2 separate regions of the Mus musculus genome follow, and region 1 is linked to region 2. The links are chromatin loops, found by intact Hi-C in ENCODE. Cell type or tissue: heart. All regions are shown on one strand. Links, peaks and the distances in the headings refer to the core of each region. The heading gives the core; the rest is flanking DNA.

Evidence for each region. Peaks named below come from ENCODE experiments on the same cell type or tissue, not always from the same donor. Only the 100,000 strongest peaks of a DNase experiment are listed, where the experiment ranks them.
Region 1: it touches region 2 in a loop (2.3-fold over the local background); 1 of 42 quality-filtered maps calls a loop at or near these places.

Annotation. Positions count from the first base shown.
Region 1 is chr12:111,034,813-111,044,335 of GRCm38, forward strand. It overlaps Rcor1 (REST corepressor 1), which reads left to right and starts at 4,555. Exons shown (of 12, transcript NM_198023.3): 1 at 4,555-5,076; 2 at 5,150-5,209. The coding sequence starts at 4,794. Gm35846 (a long non-coding RNA gene) reads left to right here. Exons shown (of 5, transcript XR_003950148.1): 5 at 1,783-1,933. In heart, for the core only: CTCF peaks have their summits at 5,128 (motif pointing right) and 6,596; DNase peaks (open chromatin) are centred at 5,139 and 5,409; H3K4me3 peaks cover 2,339 bases; H3K27ac peaks cover 2,067 bases.
Region 2 is chr12:110,931,458-110,941,669 of GRCm38, forward strand. It overlaps Tecpr2 (tectonin beta-propeller repeat containing 2), which reads left to right. Exons shown (of 20, transcript NM_001289510.1): 8 at 1-275; 9 at 1,160-2,175; 10 at 4,819-5,002; 11 at 6,734-6,907; 12 at 8,300-8,480; 13 at 9,996-10,137. Among named protein-coding and RNA genes, the nearest start is that of Ankrd9, 42 kb to the right of the region's middle. In heart, for the core only: a CTCF peak has its summit at 4,977 (motif pointing right); a DNase peak (open chromatin) is centred at 4,994.

The DNA.
Region 1 (9,523 bases), core at 4,524-9,523, 110 kb after region 2:
TAATGGAGAGAAGGGACCAAACTAGGCTGAGAGAGGCAAAATGCCCTAGGTGTATCATAGTAGCTGAGCAGCTGGGACGTTGGCTTGCCTTATTCAGCTAGGCCAGCTGTAGAGGCTTTAGGCTTCCCCTCTTAGGTCCTGATATCGGAGATGAAGATGTGAAAAGAAGATGCCGTCTAAGAAAAGTTCTAGCTGTGGCATATGCTTGCGCCTGAGCCATTCACTTATGGACAGGGACATTTTATTGTCAACTAATTCGGAGTCACACGCAGGTCAGGAGCCAAGCAACTGGAAGAGGATGTTGGGGATGGAGAGGAGTTGTCACTTGAAGAATGTTAGCCAGGGACCAAGATCTTCCCCCGTGTAACCAACGACTCAGTTGGAATTCACTTGTTCAGGGGATCCCCTTTTCCCAGTGGCATTTGCTCCAGCAATGTGTGCAGAATGGCTTATACTCCGCAGCCTCTTTCCCATCGCATCTAATGAGCACCCACTGGACTGTAGACCCACAAAAGAGGAAAGTGCAGATAAGGAACTGCAGATTATAGGTTAGAAGGAAGGGGCGGAGCTGCATAGAGGCCTGAGGGGCGTGGCCTGTGAAGCTGAGCAAGGGAGAGTGGGGACATCCAGAAAGACAATGGAGTTTCTGGGTCTGTTCAGCTGCTTCTGGAACGCTCATTGCTACCAATAATTGGTCATTGGACAGGACAGCAGGAAAGAAGGGGCGGAGACAGGATCCACGGGTGGGGTGAGGAGAGACTGATGGGAGGGGATCAAGAAAGCAAGTATAGACTAGCCTCTGAGGAGTGTGTGGGCCAGGAGAGTGGAGAAATGGAGCCGAGCCTGAGGGGCCACGGAAGTCACTGTCTGTTTTGAAAACACTGGTCCAACATCAGCCTGGAGTGGGGCTCAAGGCATGGAGGCAGTGCAGGGAGGCAGCGGGGTGGGAGAGTCTGAAGAGGGTGTGTAAGACGGGGACTCAAGGAGCACTCCTGCCTGAGGGCTTCAGCTTTCCTCAAGGCAGATCTTGAGATCTTGGTGGATCTTTGCCTAGACGCTTACACAGTGGCTGTGGAGGTGTGTAAGGAAAGGAGTCCGTCCGGGCTGAGGATGGCTTAGACACTGACTCGGTAGGGATGCTGGTGTAGGGAGTGTCATTTCAATGCGTGCTTACACATTCCCTATCAAAGAGTTATTTGTGGACCCCATCCTGACAGCAATGAAAAAGAGGGTTCCTTTCATTCAGGTCGGGGCCTCCTTATGGCAGAGGGAGGGACACAAGGCTGGAGGAGGTGAGAGGTGGAAAACTATCCACCAGGAAGCCAGTCAGGGAGATTCAGGCCTTTACTGCCAGCACTCAGTTTGGCTTGCATAGTGAGCTCCAGGTCAGCCAGGGCTAATACTGAGACCCTGTCAAAGAAAAACAAACAAACAAACAAACAAAAAAACACAAAACCCCCACCAGTGTTGTTTTTTATGAATGAGGAAGCTGACAGGTTGCAGGCCAATTGATATCCATGTGACTTTGTGGTCAAACTAAAGCAGTGTCTGACACTTGTATGTATGTGTGTGTGAGGCTTATTTGTTGAAAAAAAAAAAAAAAAAACCAAAAAACCCAAAGCCAGTGGCTTTTGTTACAGCACTCCCTTGGTGGTGGCTGAAGCCAAAGGCTTGCAGTAAGTTTGAGGCTAGCCTTAGGTAAGTTATGAGACCTTGTCTCAAAAAACAACCATGGGACTGGAGAGTTAGCCTAGTGGTTAAGATTGTGTATTGCTCTTGCAGATGAACTGAGTTTGGTTGTTAGAGCCTAGCTGGGACAGTTTTTAACTCCAGGAGATGTGACACCTGCTTCTGAGCTCTGTAAGTACCTGCCCATGCATGGCATTATCCCCCACCCCCCCCTCACACACACACAGACACACACCCTCACAAAACTATAAATAATAACATCTTCCAAAAAAAAAAAAAAAAAAACACTGTAGCTGGGTGTGGTGGCACGTGTCTTTAATCCCAGCACTTGGTAGGCAGAGGCAGGCAGATTTCTGAGTTCAAGGGCAGCCTGGTCTACAGAGTGCATTCCAGGATAGCCAGGGCTATACAGAGAAACCCTGTCTTGAAAAACAAAACAAAACACCACAAAACAAAACAAAACAAAACAACCCCCCAAAAAAACAACAAAAAACCCACCCAAAACCAAACCAATCTAAACCAAACCAAAAAAAAAAAAAACAAAAAAACAAAAAACCCCAACCAACCCACCAACCAACAAAACAACAACAACAAAGAAAAGAAAAAGCCCACAAACAGCAACACTACAGATTAAGCTAGGCCTGGCAGCACATACAAGTAATGTGGCAAAGGGGCCAGGGGTTGAAGGTCAGCCTCAGCTAGGCAGGAGTTTAAGACCTGTCCCAGTTAAAGGGAGGATCTGTCTCAAATAATACCCGCCCCCCCAAAAAAAATCAATTGGAAGGGTCACTGAAGCATCCAAAGTTACAATGTAGCAAGATGTCAGACTGATAGCGTACCGCTGGCAGTAGGAGAGATTTCGGCTTCCTTCTTCCCAAGCCTACCTTCCATTTCAATGGGCACGGGGTGGGGAGGACTCCCTGGATCAGGGCCTAGATTAGGGTGAGGCACGCAGGGTGCCCTGGGTGCACCATAGTAGCTGTGAGTCCTGGCATCTTGGCTTGCCCTACCCAGCCAGTCCCGCCCTAGAAGCTGTGGTCTCCCTTTCTTTAGGTCATGACCCTAGAAAGAGGCGGTACTTTCTAGGAAATGGCCTCCAGCTTGGGAGTCCAGTGGGCAGGGACAAGGACCCTTGTGTTGTGTCAATCCCAACTGCCCTACTAAGGAACTCAAATCATGTTTGTTCCTGTATGTAGGTTAATCTGTCTGTGGTACATCTTGGAAGATAGGGAAGAAAGAGGACAGAGTGCCCCTAGCCGCTCAGGTTCATCTGTCATGAAGTCACGGCTTCATCCAGGTACCTATCCCAGGTCACCCCTGGATCCCACCTCTGATTTAGCAGTCTATTTGCTGACCAGGCCAGCTGGACCCGGTTATTCCAGAGCTCATGCCTGCAGTGCCCAGGACTTTCTAAGCAGAGGGGTGTCCTTCAGAGAGGAGTCCAAGAGCAAGAACAGGAACTTGGTGGGGGCAGGGATCTGCTACCGGGAGGCTCTGGGCCCTGTTCTTGAAGGCCAGTTAGAAGTGACCATGGTCACTTCAGTGAAGTTTAAAATGATTCGCGGGGCAGAAAACGTGGAAGAGAAACCCCTGCTTATTTATGCGGGCTTTCAAACCATAAAACTCTCGTTTTCTCTCTGTAGCTATTTATATCCTGAGCGGGTGTAAAAACTGTCCCCATATGAAGCCCAGGTCTGAAGTAATATAAACGAAAAATAGCCATCTCCTGTTTTATTTATTTATTTTTAATTTAAAGCAAACGGTTTCACCTATAGTCCCCAGGTTTGGTCGCTGGCGCGGGGGGTGGGGCAGCCCACCCAGCCCCACAGGCAGCTGTCAGGCAGTGACGGGGCCCCTCGCTTGATCACTCCAGGGACAAGGACGCCCAGGGCTGGGTGTCACCGACTCCTCCGCGTTCAGGCTCTTAGCCCTGCGGGCTGGGGGAAGGGCCCGGGTCTCGGGAAGTGACCCTCCTCTTCTACCGAGCTGGGGACTCAAGCTCCTTCTTTTTCCCCCTCGCGGTGGGGCCCCTAGTCGATCTATGTCCCTCCTGCTGTCCCGGGGCCACTCGGCACCTCCCCTCACCCCGACGGCTTCGAGGCCCTCCCCGGCCGAACATCCCGACTCCTCCCTCGGCCCCTCAGGCAACGTGGGGAGCCGGTGGCCCCCAACCCAATTAGCGGGGAGCTCCATCGTCTCCAGGCACAACCGCTTTCCTTCCCTCGGGGGACACTGCCACCTGAGAGCCTCGTCCCCAGGTTCCCTTGCTCTAGTACATCTCGATCGCCCCTGGGCGACGCGGGGGCGCAATTAGTTTCTTCCAATTAGTTTCCCCTCTTTGTATAGAACCCATTCAAACTGTGCGCGTACTCCTCCGCGCGAGGGGGAAAGTAGTCCCGACCTTGCCCGCGATTTCTGTTCTCGCGTCGGGCACATTCACTTTGGGAAGCCGATGGGACGCTCGGCGGGATCCCCGGGGGAGGTGGCGCGGGGCCCACAGGGTGCGAGCGGAGGGAGCGGGGCGCTGGGGAGGGGGAGGGGGCTAACTCCTCGCTGTTGCCTCGAGAGATGGATCATGGGGCGTAAAGCGATCGCAAACCTCAAACCACGTACAGTGGGCGATACGCGTCAACCCAACCTGGCCAACGGAAGCACAGAACCTTCCCCCTCCTTCCCGTGATCCCGCCCCCGTGGCCTGACGGACGCGCACAGAGACCTACCATGCCCCTGCTTGCCGCCCGGATCCCGTGAGAGCCAATGGAAGCTCGCAGGGGCGGAGCTTGCGAGCGACGGGTTAGGCTGTGCGCGGCCCTCCTCCCCCCCAGGCTCCGCCCCTCCCCCCCGCCCGCGGCTCCCGGAGTAGTTAGAGCCAGCGAAGTGCGGGCGGCGATGAGAGCCAAAGTTGCGCTCCGTTCGGCATCGGGGGCTTGAGGCGGCTCGTTGCTCCGCCCGTCTGGGCCTCCTCTAGCCCCAACTCCCGCCAGCGGATCCCGCGCGCTCGCCCGCCCGGCCCGGCGCCCACCTGCGCCCCCTGCCCGCGGCCCGCCGCCCGCGCCTCGCGAGCCGGGGTCCCCGTCACTTTGGCCCGGCCCCGGGCCCCGCCGATGCCGGCCATGGTGGAGAAGGGCCCCGAGGTCTCAGGGAAGCGGCGAGGGAGGAACACGGCGGCCTCCGCAGCCTCGGCCGCCGCCTCGGCCGCCTCGGCCGCCGCCTCAGCCGCCGCCTCGGCCGGCACCGCCTCCGCCTCGGCCGCCGCCGCCGCCTCGGCCGCCGCCGCCCCCAATAATGGCCAGAATAAAAGTTTGGCGGCGGCGGCTCCCAACGGGAACAGCGGCAGCAACTCCTGGGAGGAAGGCAGCTCGGGCTCGTCCAGCGACGAGGAGCACGGTAGGTGGCAGCCGCCCCCGCGCCCGGCCCGTGTCCGCGCCCGCGCTGACCGCCGTGCTCTGCTTCCCCGCAGGTGGCGGTGGCATGCGGGTGGGACCCCAGTACCAAGCGGCGGTGCCCGACTTCGATCCTGGTGAGTAGCGAGTGACGGGAGCTCGGGAGACAACTTTGTTTTTTGTGCGTGTTGGCCTTCGGTCCGCGGGGGCACACGGGGCGCGAGGGCAGGCGGCGCGGCACGCTCGCACACGAGTGTGCTGCAGATTCGGGTGCGGGGAGGCCATGGGCTCCGGTGGGGACAGCACTGGGCCCGCAGTGTCCCCCGGCTCTGAGAAAGCCACACCTGGCCGGGGTGGAGTGGGATGTCTCTGCCTCCAGGTGTGGTGTACCGGAGCTAGGACGGGATCCCGGGTGGCAGTGCTGGAGAGTTGGCGTCCTGGGGCGCTCGGACCCAGGGCTCCGCAGAGACTTCTTACTTCAAACTGGCTCCTAGCGTTACCCTGCCAACCCTACGCTCTTATTGCCTCTTGACTCTCATCCCGTCTTGTCCCGTCCGGTCCCATCCTGTCCCATCCCATCCCATCCCATCCCATCCCATCCCATCCCATCCCGAGGGCTGGTGGAGTAAAGATCTTCCTGTCCCTCCACCCCAATCAGGTAATAAAAGAAGTGTGCTTTCCAGAGAGCATCTGTCTAGATAAGAGAGCCCGACTTGTGGCTGTTATTTTAAGATCTGTTTGTAAATGTGTGTTTCCTTTATTTCTTTTTTCTTTTGGGGGGGATGGGGTGGGGAGGAAGAGGTTGTGAAAGAATAGAACCATCAAAAGGTTTAGCTAACCGGCCATTTCCATCTACTAGAAATCCTTGTCCCCTAAGAAGGGGCATTCTTACTTGCCTTCCTGGTGATCTGTGTGGAAGCAAATTTAAAGAGGTACGGGGGTGGGGGGGGGGGAATCCTATCAGACAAAGGAATTCGCCAGATTTTAATGCCTATGATTCTGTCCCATCTCTGTATGAGACTGTCTTTCAAGGTGGTGGTTACAGGAAATGTTTGAAAGGCCGTGGGTTTTGTTTCAGAAATAAAATTCAAAAGACAATCTTGTACAGCTAGAGTGAACCGTCCTGGTTGGAGGGCTTTAGAACAGGAGGTTTTTCTAAGTAGGTTATACCACTAGTTTGAAAAGATAAATGCTTTTCCTTGGAAACAAGACTGCAGAAAATTGCAAGGATCTGGTCCTTGAAAAAGGAGATTGCTTTTAAGTTGTTATTAAGGTGCTGAACTCTGTGTTTAGGTAAAAGTGAAAGCACAGAAGAGAGGGATTCAGGGTGAGTGTTTGGTCACCCCAAGAATAAATGATTTGCAAATGCATGACTCCAGTCCCTCACAGTTCTGTAGTATAACTCCCCGCTTCGTAAACTCCTGTTAGCGTTTTAGATAGTTTCCCCTTTCCTCACATCTTTTTCTGGGAGTCACTTTTCATTTTTTTCATTTTTCTGAGCAGGGCTTCATCCCTAGCTTGGCCACCAGGGGAAGCATACTGCTTTTCACTTACAGTTGACCCTATCCTCATTTTGTAGGTCAAGTCCGACTGCAGTGATACATAGTGAACATGAAGCTTGCCACAAAGTTTCTCTCACAAGTTACTCTTAAAAACTGAGTGGAGCAGTCAGACCTTCCAGAAACTTGAGTCATTTTTGTTACATATTTTCAAAGGTTATGTAAATGTTTGATGGGACCTAGGAAAAGGACATATTTAATGGTCACAGGATTTAGATCTCTTAGTCTCTGCATTGTCATTGAGGTGCCTGGTGCCTTTAGAGTTAGACTCTTCTTTGAAACATCAGTTGTCATGGGATAAGTTTTGGACTCTTGGGACATTTTTGCTTTTGTGACATAGGGTCTCTCCGTAATGTAGGCTGTCTTAAAAATTTGCTATGTGGCCCAAATTGGACTTAAATTTGGTATCATCCTGCTTCAGTGTCTTTAGACTTAGTTTGGTTATTAATATTTTTTAGGTCTTGTACATATTTATATCTCAAGATGTGATAGTTAACTTTATTTATTTATTTTTTGTCATGGTGGGATTGAACCCAGGTCCTTACACATTCTAGGGATATATATTTGTTAGAGTTCTAGAAAGTAAAACACTGTAAATGTTCTCATGCATAGCTTTATTGTCAATTGATTGTTCATGTTAATATTTCAAAACTTCCTATTTTGTGTTTGTTTTAGTCTGGAGAGTAATTTAACTGCTATGACATTCTTTAAAACCCTGCTTTGTCAGTCTGAGCACTGGGACACATTTGTTTACTGTTTCTGGGTGATTTTTTTTTTTTTTTTTTGCTATCATTGAATGTAAATTCCAAGGAAAGTCTTCTGGTTTTTGTCTTGTGGTTTTTTTGTTTTTTGTTTTTTTTTTTCCGAGACAGTTTCTCTGTGTAGCTCTGACTGTACTATAGACCAGGCTGGCCTCCAACTCAGAAATCCACCTGCCTCTGCTTGCCAAGTGCTGGAATTAAAGGTGTGTGCCACCACTGCCCGGCCTCTTGTGTTTTTTTGAGGCAGGGTTTTACTGTGTAGCCCTAGCTGTTCAAAAGTCCTTGAACTTTTAAACAGGCCATGCTGGCCTTGAACTCACAGAGCTCTACCTTCCTCTGACTTCAGAGTGCTGATATTAAAGGCCTGAGCCACCACCCTGGCTGAAGAAACATAACAGAAATTGTGCAGCATCTTTGTTTCACAGCAGTTTGCTTTTAGACACAAGACAGTGCCCCCATGTCCCAAGACAGGATTTCTCTGTGTGGCTGCTCTGGACTCTCTGTAGACCAGGCTAGCCTCAAATTCAGTAACCTCCTTGCCTTCCTCTGTCTCCCCAACATACCCTGCCCTTTTAAATGGGTGTTTTGCTTGCTCATGTCTGTGCACCACATGTGTGTAGTGCCTTCTGAGGTCAGAAGAGGGTACCAGAGTCCCTGGAACCGGAGTTACATAGATGGTTGTTAGTACCATATAGGTGGTAAGAATCATATCCAGGTTTTCCGAGTAACCAGTGCTTTAATTTCTGAGCCATCTCTCCAGCACTGCAAGACAGGGTCTTTATGTGCTTATAAAAAGTTAGGGATTGCTGGGCAGTGGTGGCGCACGCCTTTAATCCCAGCACCTGGGAGGCAGAGGCAGGCAGATTTCTAGGTTCGAGACCAGCCTGGTCTACAAAGTGAGTTCAGGACAGCCAGGGCTATACAGAGAAACCCTGTCTTGAAAAACCAAAAAAAAAAAAAAAAGTTAGGGGTTGGAGAAATGGCTCAGTGGCTACTCTTCCAAAGGCCCCAGGTTCAGTTCCCAGTACCCACATGCATGGCAGGCCAGAACTGTCTAACTCCATAGATCTAATACCCTCACACTCGTGCATGCAGACAAAACACAAATGCACATAAAATAAAAACAAATTATAAGAAAAAGAAACTAGGAATGCCAGACATGGCAGTGTACACCTATAATCCCAGCACCTGGGAGGCTGAGGCAGGCAGAGGAGTTCAAGGCCCTGCCTTAGAGCCAAAAACAAGGGCTGGGGAGATGCTCTGGGCATGAGTTCAGAGCCCTGTCACCTGCGTGAAAAAGGTGGGAGTGGCCACACATGCCTGACTCTAAGCTTCCATGTTCAGTGAGAGGACCCTGTCTAAATACATGCATACATGTGGAGATTGCTGGAGAAAGATCCTGATGTCAGATTGCTCTGGACTCTGCTATGTGTAAGCACACAGAAGAAAGCACAAGTACGAAAACGTGAAACCAGAAGTAGTGTTCCTGCTCTTTTCCTCCGAGTGCTTCCTTTCCCTCTGGTGCTGGGGACTGCTCCCAGAGTCCTGGCATGCTAATTACATGCTGGTGCCCGGCTACATGACTGATTGTTTTGAGTCATGGTTTCACTTTATATCCTTGGCTAGCTATGTAGATTGAGCTAGCCTCAGATTCATAGAGATCTGTCTGCCAGTGCCAAGATTAAAGGTGTTCTTCGCCATGCCCAGTTCAGAGGCATCCTCAAATGCTTCTGCCTAAGTTTTTACTTTTTAATTTTTTTGGGGGTACGGTTTGAGACAGGGTTTCTCTGTGTAGCCCTGGCTGTCCTGGAACTCACTTTGTAGACCAGGCTGGCCTCAAACTCAGAAATCCACCTGCCTTTGCCTCCCAAGTCCTGGGATTAAAGGCATGTGCCACTACTGCCTGGCCTGCCTAAATTTTGAAAGCATTTCCCCCCTTACGGACGGGCAGACAGCTTTCCTTTCTCTTGTTTTTTTTTTTTTTTTTAGACATTGTCTTCCTTGTGTAGCTTGGGTTTGGCTGGCCTGGGATTTGGGGTGATCTTCCTGTCCCAACTTCCTGAGTGCTGGCTTACATGCAGGAGCCACCACACTTGGTGTAGAAAGCTTAAAAAACCAACTGAACCAACAA
Region 2 (10,212 bases), core at 2,222-7,221:
GAAGTCACTGGGGGCCACTGTTTGTGAGACAAGGCTTCGAGGCTCTTCTGTGGCAAGTTCCGTGGCCAGTGAGCAACGGAGCAGGAGCAGTTCACTCAACTCCACGGACAGTGGCTCTGGACTACTGTTGCCTGGACTTCAGGCTGCTTCTGAGCTGGGCCAGAGTGGTCAGCCATCCTCCCAGAGATTCAGTGTCATCAGCTCTGAAGACTTTGACCAGGAGCTTATTGTGAAACCTATCAAAGTGAAGAAGAGGAGGAGGAAGAGAAAGACAGGTACTGTCCTCGGGCAAGTGCACACTTACTCGTGTGGCACCTAGGGTAGCCTGGCCAGAACCTTTGGGGATGTACACGTCAGCTGGGAAGGGATGATGCTTGTCACTGAAGGGCACTTAATATAAGATGTTGGCTTACTGTGTATTTCATTCATCAGACCAGAGACATTACAGACATGTGGGACAGTCATTGAAGCAGGGGTTCCTGCTGCTGTATTTGTTGGACATCTTACATTCTGTGTTGGCATGTTACCAGATACGGGGTTTAACATAGAACTATTTTTTTTTTCTTTTTTTGAGGTAGATATCTGTGTAACCCTGGCTGCCCCAGAAGTCACAGAGATCTTCCTACCTCTGGCCCGAAAGTGCTGGGATGGAAGCCCTGTGCCACTACCCAGACACAGAACGTTTTAAGCACTTCGCTCCTAGGGGCTTATTGAGGCTTTGCAGCTAAAGGCTGCTGCGGTGTTGAAAGGAGCATTAGTGAGCCCTTGTGCGTTTGACAAGTTTAAAGGTTGGCCTCTAATCCATACGCGTCATTCCTATTCCAACTTCTGAGCATTGCACTAATGAAATTCGGTGTCTAGTGAAATGTCCATTTCACTGGACATTGTTGTACTAAGATCATTTTTACTTAACAGGTTTTTTCTTTTTCTTCTTCTTCTTTTTATGGGGGTGTGAGAGCAGAGTCTCACCAAATGGCTGAGGCTAGTCTGGAACTTACTGTGTAGCTCAGACCGGCTCTAAACTCATGAGCTTCCTGTTTCTACTTCCCAAATTCTGGAGCTAGAAAGATTAATTTTTTCTTGAGCCAAATGCTTTTTCAGTACTCTCGTTGTGTGTGTAGAGTCATGCCTTACTGTGAATGTTCTCATTTTAAATCAGAAGGTGGAAGCAAGAGCACCTGCCCCAGTTCCCTCGAGTCAACCCCCTGCTCCGAGCTCCCTGCCGACAGCCCCCAGTCCCTGAACACAGACCTCTTGTCCATGACCTCAAGTGCTCTGGGCAGTAGTATGGATCAGCTAAGCACAGAATCTCCAGAGCAGGAGAGCAACCTCGGGGGTGAGGTGAATGGAATCTCACAGGAAAACAGTGGTCCTGAAGCGTTCCATGTCCTAGAGCTGCCTGGCCCTGCCCCTGGCCCTGCCTCTACCCCCACGGATGAAGAAAACTGCACTGGGAAGGAAGCGTCCCAGTGTAGCCACACACAGGACACAGACCTGCTCAGTGGAGTGCTGACTTTACCCTTGCAGCCAGAGGAGGATGTGGGAGGTGCTGACATCATCTCAGGCCTTGATGAGCAGCCTGGTCCTGCTGCTGATGCAGCAGTACATACAGAGTTCTGCCTGCGGGGACAGAACAGCTCTGCTGAGGAGCAGGAGGCAGACACCATGGAGTTCAGTGACCCCCAGAGCACGTTTTCTGAAGCTCCTCTTCTGGACTCAAGTATGCTGCCTTCCAGCCTCAGCTGGCCCCCAGGTGCTGAGCAGTGGCTGCCTGGGATTGGAGTGTATGACATCACCACCGAGACGGCCAGCCCAGAAGCAGACATCCTGACCCATGTGGCGGTCCCTAGCCACCTGAGCTCAAATCCTTGGCATTTACTAACTGACAGTAACACAGGTCAGAAGGAAACACCCACTTTTCAATGTGACATGGGAAATGTGGAAGGACAGGTGACTCCTCTTGCCTCTGCCTCAGTGGCCAGCACCCATGCACATTGGCTGGACCAACCTTTCCAGGATCAGGCAGTGACATCCAGTGATGAGGAAGACATTTATGCCCACGGACTCCCATCTTCATCCTCAGAGACAAGTGTCACAGAGCTTGGAGCTGGTCGCTCTCTGCAGGACCTGAGCCAACCAGGTGCTGAGGAAACCACCCTGCTCAAGGCAGATCAGGTCTGTGTGCTGATGCAGGAAACATAACTAGTGTGGTGGCCATGGCAGCTGCTGCTTTTCCTTTAAAGAGCATGCATGGCAGACTCAACCATTTTCCTTCTTATGGAAATTGTAGTACAGCACAATCGCAGCTTTGAAGTCTGGGTTTGGGGGAATTTCCAATTCAGACACTCTGAATCATTTGAACTATATTACTTCTGATCCGGCTCAGTTAACCTCCTACCAACAAAAGTGTAATCTTTCAAGGCCACAGCAGTATGGGCCCTTAAGGTAGCCTGAGGTCATTGGAACACCACTGTGCAGAGGACTGTTTGCTCTGAGCACGTATGTGATGTATAGTTCCTGCCTTCCCCATAGTCCATTCACTCGTAGGTACATCAGTGTGAACTGGGGACCTCTCTAGAAATGCTGCTTCTGCAGTGTCCTCATAGAGCCCAGGACACACTGCAGAGGGAAGCCCCAGTCTGCTGTGGGGCCTCTTGACCAGTGCAATTTATTGTTCTTGGGAGTTTTATATTTAAAATTACTTTTAAAAACAGGGTTTCTAACTCATTCTGTGCACCACACTGACCTTGAATTCAGAATTCCACCTGCCTCTGCCTTCTGAGTGCTGGCATCAAAGTCTCGTGCCACTACGCCCAGCCCTAAAAATGATGTTTAAGTACTGATTTTCTTTGGCATAGCAAATATGTTTGGCTTCAGAGCTAGCCGTGTACCAGCACATTCCCTAGGAGCTGATGTGAGGCCCACTCCTGCATCATCAGAGCTGAGAGCACGACGCTTACCAGCTTGCACCATGTGCAGCTCCGGGCTGAGCACTTCACACACTTAAATCACTTCTGTAAAAACAAACTAGGGGGGCTGGAGAGATGGCTCAGCAGGTGAGAGCACTTAGGTCAGAGCACTGACTAGTCTTCCAGGGGTCCTTCCTGAGGTCAATTCCCAGCAACCACATGGTGCTCACAGCCATCTGTGATGGGATCCGATGCCCTCTTCTGGGGTGTCTGAGGACAGTGGCAGTGTACTCATAAGTAAATCAATCTGTAAAAAAAAAAAAACCCAAAAAACAAAAAAAAAACAAACAAAATAGGACCCAGGTTTAGTTGCCCCGTTGTATGGAGGAGGAAGTTGAGCCTCAGAATGGTAAAGTAGTGCATGCACCGGATCACGCTACAAGTGAAGTCAGGGTAGCCCAGGACTTCCCCGTCTCTGTGTTCTATCTTAGAAGTGAATGTACAGAACTTGGCGGCTTGTTCTGCATCCTGTGTTCATCTTTTCAGTGCACTGCTTCCTAAGTGCTCTTAACTGACAGTGTATGTGTCCATGCTGGGAGCTCACTGCAAGTGGCAGCTAGCTGTCACTATGGGAAGAGCTATGGGAAACCACAGCAGTGTGGTCACCTGATATAGAGTGTTAGTTGGCAGATCACATCTGTTGGTATATCTTAGAACTTTAGCTTAAGAAAGCCCTCGCCCATGGAAAAGGATCCTGGAGCTCTGAAGTTATCTACCAAGCTTTGCTGTACCTGGTCTTGCTCCAAATAGCAGAAAAGCTGAGAAATGTTGGGTTGTTTGTTTGTTTTATAGGACAAGGGCTAAGTGAAAAGTTTGCTATGGTGAACAAAGCCAGGTGGAGAAAAGGTAGAAACCATTCTCTTTCATAACACTAGCTTCCATATCAGGTATTTGTACAAGTGTGTCTAAAGTAAACCTTTTTTAGCTTTGACTTTTAAACAAATCCTAGCACCATGGGACCAGCATGACAGGTCAGTGGGTTAGGGCTGACACCAAGCTTGAGGACCTGAGTGCCGTCTCTAGGATCCATATGGTGGAAGGACAGAACCAGCTCTCACAAGTCTTCTGCCTGCCACACATGTGCTATGTATAAGGCACACTCGTGTGTGTGTGTGCATACACATGGTTACATTAGACAAGTAATACAAATGAAAAGAATAGCAACAAAGCTTTAGTGTGCAGAATTGAGACAGAATCTCATCCACACTTCCCCAGCTGTTCCCATACAGCAGGCCAGGAGTCCAGAGGTTAGCACAGGGCTTGAAAGACTGTAGTGTAGATAGTTGTGATGCTGTTCCCATAGGGTATCTGTCATAAGTTAAGTGTACAGAAAGATGATTTACATACATGTGTTGATGACCTTGTATAAAGTAAGGTCTCTTGATGTGATGTCATGTAGTCCTAAGCATTCATGGCCTGTATTCTGTGCAGGGCATGTGCACCAGGATAGCTATAAACATAGCCCAATTGTCAAATCATGAACTTACTTTAAATGTTATGCTTTCTGTTGCAGACTTTTTTGTGGGAGGGGTTGTATGGTTCTTGAGTGTGGACTTGCAAGGTGACAATGTCTTGTTTTGACGAGTGGTTGGTTACACCTTCGAGCATTACTTAGGAAGGGTATTATGCTGTGTGAAAGTGTTATCCAAGGATGCTATGGGATCTTCCACAAGGACCAGAACTCCTATTCCAGAATGTTTCTGGGACTGGATCCAAGGAGAGCGGGGTTAGGCAAGGCTTCTCAAGGATCCTTTGACGTCAGTATCCTGCCTACTTGCCTTGTTGGTAACAGTGTGATGAAGGCAGCCGTGTCCCCTGCACAGAACTCACTGGCCTCTGTCCTTGTTAGTTTGCAGAGAGCTGGATGGGCTACTCGGCTCCTGGCTATGGCATCCTCAGCTTGGCGGTCTCGGAAAAGTTTCTCTGGTGCCTGGACTACAAAGGTGGCCTGTTCTGCAGTCCCCTGCCTGGTGCAGGGCTGCGCTGGCAGAGGTTTGAAGATGCTGTCCAGCAGATGGCAGTCTCTCCCTCAGGTTTGCCTCCCAGCTCCTACTTCCCAACCCCCAACACAGCTCCCAGCTCCTAGGGCAGCTCTCCTTTGGCAACAGCAGTGTCAACAGATTGACCTTCCTGCCAGCTTAGCTGGGTACTGTTAAAGATCATGAATGCTTCCTTTGACACTGGTTAGGGTGATGGGTGTTCGGCATACTTGCTTGATTTTTTTGGTTTTTTATTTTATTAATTACAGAAATAACACAAGGAACATATTTTTGTAAGCTATACAAATAATTTGAGTTTTGAGGTTTTTTTTTTATTTTCTCCCCATGTTGGAACATTAAATCCTCATAAAAATAACATATTTCGGTTTGTCAGTGTTGCTCTAAAACAACTGAAGTAGTGAGGCCAGGCCAGGCCTGTAGGTGTGTGCTGGATGTTCCCTGACTGCAGTCGCAAAGGCCTCACACTTTTGTGCATTGTTTCGCATTTTAGTGAACCCAGGAGACTTATTTTGAATACAGTCTGTTAGGCTGAGATAACTCCCTCATCTATGGAGACTCGTGTACTTGTGGTTTTCTTTATTTCTGTTTGTTTTGGTTTTAGACATGGCTGTATAGCACAAGCTGACCTTGAATTCACTGTGGAGTTCTGGCTGGCCTCAGACTGGGTCCTCCTGCCTCAGCCTCCCAAGAGCTGGGCTTATAGGCATAACCCCACTATACTTCATTCGCATTTTCCTAATGCTAGATATGTGCTTATCTCTTTTGAAGCAGTGGGCATCGTGGAGGAGAAACAAAAGAAAGGGCATTCTTGTTAAAGTATTAGTTTATTAGTTGTTTGCTCACTTTCTTTCAGTTTGCTTGACACTTATTTTCCCCTGGAGACTGGGTGAGATAATAGCCCACTCCATTAGCTGGTGTTGTATAATTGTATATCTTCATTTTTTTCCTGTTTCTGTCACATACTTTTAAGCCCATCCTTCTAGCCATTTAGAAGTGTTGATTCTCTGCTGATTGTATTAATTACTTTTTATTTTTCCAACTATTCCTTGGCTGCTGTGGTTGGAGCTGTCTGTCTGTCTGTCTCTGTGAGATCATCTTTCTCAGCTGAGACCCACACATCTTTGGATGCCTCGGGCCCTGTGGTGTTGCAGGGCAGGGCTAGGGGAGAAGCTTGTACATGACTTCTCGGAGGCCTCCGGTAGCTCAGTGCATTCATTCTTTGGTATCCTCTCCTGGCCTAATGCCTTAGCCTCCACTCACAGTGCCTCTGGCCTGCTGCCCACCTTCCTCATTTCCTTTATCCATTCCTCAGAATTTTAAATGAAAACATGACTCACATACACATAAGTGATCCAAAAAAGGCCCTTCCCAAGGTCCCCAAAGTTAGTTTTGGGCACTAATTGTGCCTTATGTGTCAGTAGGCACGTACCTAATGAAATGTCAGCTCTCTCTCCCGACATGAGTGAGTGACTGCCTTGTGCCCACCCTGTGCTATGTGGTGCATCCCCTCTTACATCTAGCCTTTAGATCAGTTCTAAAAGGTGGAAATGACCCACCTTTCAGTTGAGAAAAGTGAGACTTAGATACATTCATATGTTGACAACATAGAGCTGGTGGGTTTAAACTCTGGCATGGTGGGCTCTTCCTGAGGTGGAAGCAACAAGATGTATTATAGAAAGCTGCCCCTCTCAGGGCTGAGAATGGAGTGTTTGTGTAGGGGAATCTCATGTTTGTTGAACAGTGAGTAGAGTTTTTTTCTCCTAGGGGCTCTTCTCTGGAAGATTGAACAGAAATCTAACCGTGCTTTTGCTTGTGGCAAAGTCACCATCAAGGGGAAGCGGCACTGGTACGAGGCTCTGCCCCAGGCTGTGTTTGTGGCCCTGAGTGATGACACAGCCTGGATCATCAGGACCAACGGAGATCTGTACCTTCAGACAGGTAGTCGAAGGCCATGTACATTGTCCTTGTCACTTGCTGAATCTGCAGCTAGACACATTCTGAGAGCAGTCACAGGATGCAGAGACCGAAAACCAAGTTAAGTGAGAACATTTCTAGAAGCACTGTTTCCCATGGAAGAGCAGTTGCCCCTGACACAGACTGGTCTGGGCAGGGATGAATAGGTGACTGAGTGCAGGGTAGGATGCCTCATGGGGCAGAGCCGGCCGTTCCTGCCGCTGCCCATACCCTGTGCATACCCTGGAGTATCCAGGCTGAAGAGGAAAGCAGGAGCAGTCATGACTTGACAGACATCTCCCTCTTTTCTCAGCTAGGTCACAGCCCAGCACCTGGACACATACTTACATGTGGATTGGGGGAAACAACAAGAAGTAACTTGCTGTAAATAGCAATTGACTTGTCCTAGGAAACTGCCCTTAGGGAAACCTTTAGCTGCTAGACCTGGCACAGTGGGACTCGTTTATTAAAAATACACTGTAATGAGTCAGTGTCTGTGTGCTGTCAGCAGGGGGAACTGTGTGCTGTCAGGGGGAAATGGCCTTGGGAGCAGGGGGCTCTGTCTGTGCTGTCAAGGGGCCATATGGATTTACATGAATATTGATCTAGTCATTTAATACTGATTCTGAGAACATGGCTTCATCTTTGGAGTGAGCTATCAGCCGGGAATGGTTCTCCACCTGGCTCTGTCTCAGTGTGGAGGTCATCACCTGGTCATCAGCACTGCCAACTTCATGGACATGTGTGGGGCTCTAGCCTTCAGCTTAGTTAATTCTCGTGTATTTCAGTGGAAGTTGGATGCTCTGATACACACATGCATATCTAGCTTCTAGGACATTTGACTTTGGTCATGGTAGGAAAGGGGGGATACTACACGTAAGGAAGGAGCAGGTGACCTCCAACCATGCTGTCAGAGCAGTGTCCACATCATCCTTACTCTTCCTGTCCTACTGAATTGGAATCAGTGGTTGGCACCGATTTGCAGAAGTCCTGTGGGCAAGTCCTCATAGTTGCAAACTCTGCTGGTACTCCTGTGATTATACTACTAGGACGTACTTGCTGGCCAAAGCAATAGAACATGGATTTACATATTATCTGTCCAGCCTGCTCCCTCAGTAGTTGCCTTTGATGTCATTTAGAAACATGACACACATTACTGACAGGCCACAAAGAGGTGAGGGGAGCTCCCTGGAGCTGTGACTCTGCATAAGCCTTGCAGTATGATAAGTCTGGGGTTTTACCTGAGCAGTTGTACATGAAAAGGTATCTATTATGAAAGACCACAGATAGCAAAAGTACCAAAAAAAGAAAACCACAGATCAAAAGAGTGTGACAAGCTTCAACTGAGTCTGCGGGGCTCTTCCTCTCTCACTACAGGTCTCAGTGTGGATCGGCCCTGCGCCCGAGCCGTGAAGGTGGACTGTCCATACCCACTGTCCCAGATCGCAGCCCGGAACAGTGTGGTGTGGGCACTGACAGAGCAGAGGGCCCTCCTGTACCGGGAGGGTGTGAGCAGCTTCTGTCCTGAGGGGGAGCAGTGGAAGTGTGACATTGTCAGGTATGGGCCCAGCACTGTGACCTTTATTCCTGAGCCTCTCCTGGCAAAACCAACACTTACAGGTTTCACGGTGGGAGAGTTTTTGCTTTTGTCAAAGTTGGCCTCAATAGACTGGTCTTGGGAATGTTCTGCGCTCCTCTGCTGGTCACATTACCGTTTGTGTTGGGGTTTAGGTATAGAGCTGGGCAGGTAGAGTATTTGCCTAGCACACACAAGGCCCTGAGTTCCATCCTCAGTCATACACAAACTCAGCTGTACTTGCCTGTAGTCTCATCACTTAGGAGCTAGAGGCAACCCGTAATTGCCTCAGTTCAGAGTCATCCTCAGCCTTGGATACATGTCTCCAAAAAAGTGTAGGGGTAGAGCAATGGCTCAGAGGTTAAGAGCACCAGCTGCTCTTCCAAAGGTCCTGAGTTCAATTCCCAGCAACAACATGGTGGCTCACAACCATCTGTAATGGGATCTGGTGCCCTCTTCTGGCCATCCAGGCAAAACAGTGTGTGTGTGTGTGTGTGTGTGTGTGTGTGTGTGTGTGTGCGCGCGCGCGCGTTTAATTAACAAATCTTTTTTAGAAAGAAAGTCCATTAAAAAAAAAAGGGCCTAGAACATCAGAGAGTCGCTAGGTCACATGGTCTCCGTGCACAGCTACGTTGTCACATGTTTCTGTTGCAAGTCTGTGAGAGTTAGATACAAATGCTTATTGGTATTTTTATCCTAGTCAGTTGAAATTTGTTCTGGACTATAATATATAAGATTTGGGATAGGTGGTGGTGTCACGCACCTTTAGTCTCAGCACTTGGGAAGCAGAGGCAGACTAATTTCTGAGTGTGAGGACAGCCTGTCCTACAGAGCAAGTTCAGAATGGTCAGGGATATACAGCCATCTTGAGAAAAAAAAGATTTGCTCATATACAGATCAGAATGATGTTAGTTCAGTTTCAGCTAGCCAGTAAATCTTCCTGCTGGGAACCAGGACACTCTGGGGCCTAGGTGGACAAGACAGCCAAAACTCAACCTCTTCAACTCAGTGGGGAACCATGCCTCAGCCAGTTGGGTACCAGTTAGTGTGAGGATACTAAGCAAGACAGAGAGCACAGAGCAGTGGGGAGTTGTCGATTGCCTTCAGTGGTTGAACAGGCAGCATGCCAAGGCTAGCCTCAACTGAGCCCCAGAGCTGCCAAGGGTATCCCCAAAGGAAGAAAGGAACCGCAGACTCATCAGAGATGATGGTGTCTGACAGAGAGAGCTCTACACCACAGCCTGGCATGGGGAAAGGTGGGGAAGGAGAAGTGCGGGTGCTCTTGGCCTGAGTGCTGCTCACTTGGGATGGGTAGCTCTCTTCTGTGAGTGTCTGGACAGTAAGTATTGCCCAGCAATGCACCTTAGGCGCAGATCCTTCCTTGTCACTCAGTAATCCACTCCTGCTTAGCCTGTTCAGAGACACTCAGTGAGGCAGCCTTCTGCATACTTACTGTGCCTCCTGGGTTGGACTGATGCTGTGTTCTCTCACTGCCAGTGAAAGGCAAACTCTGGAGCCTGTCTGCATAACTCTTGGAGATCAGCACACACTCTGGGCCCTGGACATTCACGGGAAGCTGTGGTTCAGAACTGGCGTGGTTCCCAAAAAGCCCCAAGGAGATGATGATCACTGGTGGCAGGTAACTGATGGAACTTTCTCTGACTTACAGACCCACCCTTTCTGCCTTCGCTCTTTTCCTTAAGAGACTGGATTA